2 separate regions of the Mus musculus genome follow, and region 1 is linked to region 2. Evidence: chromatin contacts called from ENCODE POLR2A ChIA-PET data. All regions are on one chromosome and are shown on one strand. Each heading gives the region's core, a stretch centred on a gene start or an enhancer-like site at or near the end of the contact. The rest is flanking DNA. Distances are from core to core; before and after follow the strand shown.

The links. ChIA-PET counts read pairs that join two places held with the same protein, here RNA polymerase II (POLR2A).
Region 1: POLR2A ChIA-PET joins it to region 2 with 11 read pairs in Patski. The contact joins the promoter of 2900052L18Rik here to the promoter of Ndufaf8 in region 2. POLR2A ChIA-PET finds 5 or more read pairs at or near these places in 2 of 5 experiments (Patski and embryonic stem cell).

Annotation. Positions count from the first base shown.
Region 1 is chr11:120,230,339-120,233,370 of GRCm38, reverse strand. It overlaps 2900052L18Rik (RIKEN cDNA 2900052L18 gene), which reads left to right and starts at 1,754. Exons shown (of 2, transcript NR_151480.1): 1 at 1,754-1,876; 2 at 2,073-3,032. Bahcc1 (BAH domain and coiled-coil containing 1) reads right to left here and starts at 424. Exons shown (of 28, transcript NM_001347621.2): 1 at 264-424.
Region 2 is chr11:120,097,081-120,100,309 of GRCm38, reverse strand. It overlaps Ndufaf8 (NADH:ubiquinone oxidoreductase complex assembly factor 8), which reads right to left and starts at 1,376. Exons shown (of 3, transcript NM_001110242.1): 1 at 1,245-1,376; 2 at 1,052-1,162; 3 at 1-136. The coding sequence starts at 1,328. The coding sequence ends at 107. Tepsin (TEPSIN, adaptor related protein complex 4 accessory protein) reads left to right here and starts at 1,579. Exons shown (of 13, transcript NM_183137.2): 1 at 1,579-1,684; 2 at 2,729-2,801. The coding sequence starts at 1,637.

The DNA.
Region 1 (3,032 bases), core at 505-3,004, 130 kb before region 2:
CAAGGACGCATTACGGGGGGAATTTTAAACCGATCGATAAAATTTTTCAGAAGAAAAAATATCGTACTCATATATATAGTCCATCTTTTAAAAAAAAGCCTTTCAACATCATAACGGATTTTAAAAGGGAAGCTCTATTATTTAACATCACAATCCTGAATTTCTTTTGCTTAAAAATGTAAACCCCCAAAAACCAAAATAATATAATAAAATAATAAAAATAGCAAAAAAAATTAAAAATGAAAGCAATTTGAGTTACTTACTGGAGGCTGTTTCCTGGATACAATTGAATGCAATACAATTAAATCAGTAAATGTGACTTTGGTTTGTATTCCTATTGGTATTTTCAATGTGCTGACTGTTGCACTGTGAATGCACGGCTTCCACAACAACGACTCTAGCGAGCCCATCCAGAGCGGCTCTCAAACCTGCAGCCCGGCGCGGCGAGCCACGGGCCCTGCATACTAATAAGCTCGTGCCACTCAGCCCGGAGCAGCCCGAGCGCTGATTGGCTGCTCGGCCCTCCACGGCCCTGAGCTCGTGCCACTCATTCGGCGTAAACAGGCCTCCCAATAGGCTGGCGCCGGGCCAGGGAGCTGCCAATCAGGGAGCAGCAGGGCTACTACCAAGCCTGATGGCGCCTAATTCAAGCCCAGCGACTGCGCAGCTCCTTTGCGCAGATCATTGCTGCTGAATGGGAATGTGGTGGCGCAGGGCGGGAGAGGAGCTAGGGATAGTGAGAACGGGTGTCCGTGTCCAGGGGAGACTTGTGGTTTTGTTTTTCCATAATTTGTCAGGTGTAAGGTTTGGGGCATTTTTATTTGTTTTTATGCACAAAATAAAAAAGAAGAAATAGCCTCACGCTGTAAACCAGATGCTCTGTCCATACCAAGGGTCTGTTTGGCAGGTGGCAGAACCTGCTGCACGTAGGCCCAACTTCCAAGCGCAGATTCTGAGTTACCCTGATGTACCTCCACTCCCAGGCGCCCCCCACCCAAACTAGGAATACACTTCTGCCTGAGGCATGCCCACAGGCTCCATATATGCCCTTCTTCCCCCTGCCCGAGAGGCAGATGTACCTTTCTTCGCCAGCCATCTATCTGTCCGCTCTCAATTATTATCTCCCTCCGCCACACTTTGCAGCGTAGCAACAATCGAAATGAAAATCGAGGCTCTGTTGCCAAGATAAGGATTTACTTTTTCTATCAGCCCCTAGATTTTAAAAATATCTTCACTTGATAATTTTAGGGGTGGTTGTCATGGTGTGAAAACCATGCTTAGCATTTCTCAGGGCCTGTCCCTGCATATTCGCAAATTTCTCTCTACAATGGAAAACAGCCTCTAAACAATTCTCTTTATCATAATCAGAATCAAAGCGCTTTTAAAATATTCTGCAAGCAAATATTTCGGTTAGAATTTGGTTGCCTACCCAAATGTTATTTATTCTCAAGAAGTAGAGGTGATGTCTTAGTGGCGATGAATACATAATTTCTGCTTCTCTTTTTCTCTGTGTGTTGGGGGGGAGTATTTAAGTAGATGCCAATCGACACAGCTATATTCCTTTGGATTTTTCCAGTCTCTTTCCTGCGTGGACACAAAGGAGTTAAATCTGAGATCTGTGGTCTCCTCTCTTTCCCCGCCTCCCTTGCTTCTGCAAAACGGTCACGATTGGTTGGCACTTTGCCAGCGGGCTGTCCATCACTAAGTGTAAACAAGGCGCTGATTGGCTGTTATCCAGTCCGCACCGGGCCTCCTGAAAAAAGCAATTACTGGCTCCGCGGTTTCAAGGCTGCCCAAGGCCGCTTGATGAAAGGAGATAAACCGGGGACGGTTTCCAGGATCCCCGCGGGCCGACCCAGGCAGCTCGGGAGCCGAGGTGCGGCGGAGAGCTTGGGGATCAAAGGCATCTGAAGAGAAAGGGGAAGCGGGCGCACTGCCGGGCCGGCCTGGCCCCCTGCGGGCCACGCTGACCTGGGAGGATGGGGGCGGCGGGCGGGGACTCCGGGATTTCCCCCTCGCAAGCGACTGGGCTTCGGCCGCCGCCCGCTCTAGGTAAGCCGGGGTCTCCGCAGGCCGCCGGACGGGGAACACAAGCCTGACTGCGGGGTGGAGGCGCGAGGCCAGCCCGGGATTGCGCCCTCTCCAGCGCGGTGATTGCTGCGCGCCGGGGCGCACGAGCTGCGGTGAGGCACATCTCCTGCAGATCCAGTACGCGATTGAATCAGGCCATCCTGTGAGGGATGGGCGCGAATTCCGGCTCCCGGTGGCTCGGTGGTGACCCGACGGCGAACGCCGGCCGGGCTTGGCCTGAGGTGAGCTCCGTTGTTCTGGTCCCTCCAGCGGCGGGCAGCCGTTTCCCGCTTCGCACGCACGGAGAGAAGATTCCCGGCTCGGGAGAAACCGCTGCTGGCAACGGGAGGCCCCGGAACGCGAGCGCCCCTGTTCTCGGTTGGTGTAAGCATCTCTTGCAAGCCGCAGATTTTCTGAGTGCTTGGAATTCGAGTTCCTCGCTATTTTCTTTCACTGATTTTGTTTACCGATCCAGGAATCTTTATATCTATCTCCCCGTTTAAAGTATTCTCCCTTACCCCATCCGTCCCTTCAAAAAGAAAAAGAAAAAGGGAAAAGGATTTTAAAAAAAGAGAGAGAGAGAAATAATTGGATGCTACAAGGACACAGCGTGGCAATCCTCCGAGCTGCTGCAACCTCGAGGGGACCCGGGAAGCCAGTGTGGGGGAGGGGCGCGCCTAGACAGCTTGCACCCACTCTTTGATTTTGCGTAACCCGGGTCCTCTAGGCTGGACCGGGAAGATCTCCAAGTGTGGGATCTATCCCTCCAGGGCGGGTGGAGATGGTCAGAAGGGCACACCGGTAATCCATCTGCACACAGGCCTGCTGCTAGACACGAGAACGCGAGGTTTCTTTCCTCCTCAAGCCGGTTTAGAATCTTGGGGATCAGCACCGCCGGATCCCTAAAAGCTGGGCAGGAGGATTTGTCTCCAACCCCGCCATGTTCTGTGTCCACCCCAACC
Region 2 (3,229 bases), core at 127-2,626:
TGCCCTGCCTGCCCATGGTTCAGGGTGGGAGGAACCATTACACAGCAGGAACTCTGCTGCCCATATGCGTGCTGTCAGGACAGGGCCTCCACGCCCACCGCTCTTCCTAGGAGCCTCCCATCATGGTCTTCTTGGCCTGGAAGAGAAAGCATTTTGTTTCAGTGACTTATTTCCAGTTTAGATATGGCTTAAAGCAAGACATCTACCACATCAAATGCCACCTTATCCCAACCACGCTAAAGAACTGAGATGCTAGTGTGTCTCGGGGGGTCCCAGCCTGGGCTCACCTACAGAGGACGCCTGGCCCCTGTGACTGAGAGTTTCTGTTATGAGATGGGCAGGGATGGAGGGGGAACCACAGGGGGGTGCCTTTATCTGGTCCAGGCAAAGCAGCAGATGGAGTCACACAATTCTGGTCAGCCACAGAGAGGGTGGCAGGGACAGCAGAAACTCTGAGCATTAGGAGTGTGTTTAGGGTTTCAATGACAGCTGCTGGCCACCAACCACAAGAGTAAAGGCTTGTGTCAAGTTAGAAGGAACAAGAAAAGCGCAACACCTGACGACTGAACAGCCTCTGCCGGGAAACCAAAGGCTGTATGTAGGTGAGGCTGGGCTGTAGTCAACTCAAACACTGCTCCTCATTCCCGCCGAGGCTACTGTGGACCTGCTTCTGATGCAGTGTGTCTGTCACCCTGGGTTCTTAACCACCGACCCTAGCTCTAGTGGAGGGGTCATGGGCAAAAAGGCCAGGATCAAGAACCCAAGCGGCTCTCAGCATCGCTTCCGTGCTGCAGGGAGAACCTGCTGCGGACCTTGCACTTTACTCCTCGGGGACAGGGTGCGTCAGGGGTGCGTGCCTAGCAGGACACTGCCCTGGCATCTAGCAGGAATTGCTGGGAGAAACCAAGTGGAGCTGGGGTCGGTCTCATCGGGTTGCCCATCGGCAAGACGCCAACAGCTAACTGGAGGCCCTGTCCCCTTGTCACTGGAGTTGCTTGGCGGAAAAGAGGACGCCAGACAGAGATGACGTAGCAGGGACACGCCCACCTACCGCGGCGGCGAAGCAGCTCCGCAGGGCCTCGAACTCGCGAACGCAGAGGTCCTTACTCAGGCGGCCTCCTGGGGCGGTGGACGCCTGCACGCACTTGCCATAAGCCGAGGCCTGAGGGAAGACGGGACAGTACAGGGACCTGACCCGAGTCGCCACCCATCCCGCTTCCGCTTCCGCTCCGTTCGCTCCGTACCTCAGCTCCACAGGCCGCCAGATGCTCGGGGAAGGCTCGGAAACGGCTCCGCACACGCCCCCACACCGCTCCGTTCACAGACATGAGCGGTCCTTTTAGGCTCTCGAGGGCGCCGCCATCTTGGGCCCTGCCTCTTCCGGAGTCGAACGCGTGAACATCCGGACTCTCCGCCTATCCTATTTTCTGGTTGGTCAGAGTCACAGTCCTGTGCTTCTGTAATTGGTCGCCGTTCTTGTCCGTCTCTTGCTGAGACTTTGGATTGGCTGAGACGCAGATGTTCCCGCCTTCGTGCCCGCCCCTTGCGAGCGATTGGTCGGGGGAGCGAGAGGAGCGCGACGATTGGAGGATCGAAGCCTGGCGGAAGCGGGGCAGTTTGGGAGGTTACCTGGACCATGGCAGCTGTGCCGCCCCTGCGGGACCGCTTGAGCTTCTTGCATAGGGTGAGTGAAACTCGCCGGGTGTGCTGACCTCCGGCGCCCGGGAACCTCGCTAGATTAGCGGGGACAGACACTGTCCAGCAGCTGCCGAGAATGAGTGTGCCTGCCGTGATAGCAGAAGGTTAACCCCAAGGGCGGCGGGCGATCTCCAGCGGGGCCCATCGGCTCTCCCCAGGCTTCATTTCAGAAGATCCTGGAAGCTCGTACATCTCTGGGGGACAGGGGGCATCTGGAAGGCCATAGCCACGGGGTGGCGAGAGCGGAGCCTGCTGCCAGCTGTTGACTGCAATAAATTGATTGCCTTGAGCTTTCTGACTGGATCTTGAGGGCACTGAGTGGCCCCAGGGACCCTTCTTAGGCTTTTAAGAGTCCCTGCTACAAGAGATCAGATCACTCAAGTCTGGGACAAGATCTGAAGTACTGAACTGTGCAGCTCCCTCCCTACAGATCCCCTTGAAGGCACTGTAGACAAATAGCACGGTGAAGACATACTTGTCTTAAATGTTCCTAAACCTCGCCCTCTCATCCAGATACTGATGGATGAGATGAGGTGTTCCCAGATTTCAACCAAGTAAACACCATAGGCTTGCAGGGACACGCAAGGAAGTAAGTAAGCAAGCACAACCAAGCTGATTCATGACTCAATAAGATGGAAGTTTGCTATCTTCAAGGAACCTTAAAGTCCCCAAGCTGAGCGGTTCTCACTCTTTGGGTCTGTACCCAGTAGTCTCACCCATCCAATGCACAGAAAGCCCTGAGATTCTTTCTGTTGCTGTTACTTAGTGTAGGAGGCAGGGGCTGAACCTCATCTTGACCTCGTTAGAGAACCTTTGTTGATTTTCCTCTTTCCCGGGTCACTCCTCCATGCCAGAGCAGAGCCTGTTTGCAGCTCTGCTTTGTGGCCCTTAGGGTGACTGTGGCCCTGCCCAGACTCTCTCCTGGGCAGTTTTAGCCCCAGTCAGCATGAGGCTTGCTTCCATTCCCTTCAGTGGCTGGGACCTACCCTGTCTAAGATGGCAGCTCACCATGGCCCTCATTCCCCTACAGCTCCCCATCCTGTTGAAGGGGACCTCAGATGATAGCATCCCATGTCCAGGCTACCTGTTTGAAGAGATCGCCAGTATCCTTCTGCACTGTTCCCATTGGTGGGTTTAGTGTTTAGTACGGAGGGGATCCTGACATAGCAGGAAGGGATACTGCATCAGGGTGGGGTTTTCTGCTATTCCAGGAGCACTGACAACTTCTTTTTTTGGATTTTCGAGACAGGGTTTCTCTGTGTAGCCCTGGCTGTCCTGGAACTCACTTTGTAGACCAGGCTGGCCTCGAACTCAGAAATCTGCCTGCCTCTGCCTCCCAAGTGCTGGGATTAAAGGCGTGTGCCACCACCGCCCGGCTCACAGACAACTTCTTTTTCCTACTATCCAGATGTGTGTGGCAGTAGGATTTGGGGGAAACACCAAGAACTGCAATACCAATAGTGTAGAGACCAGGACACCCTAAAAGTTCCAGGGCTGGTTAAACCAAAGCCTGTGGGAGTGGTCTTCATAG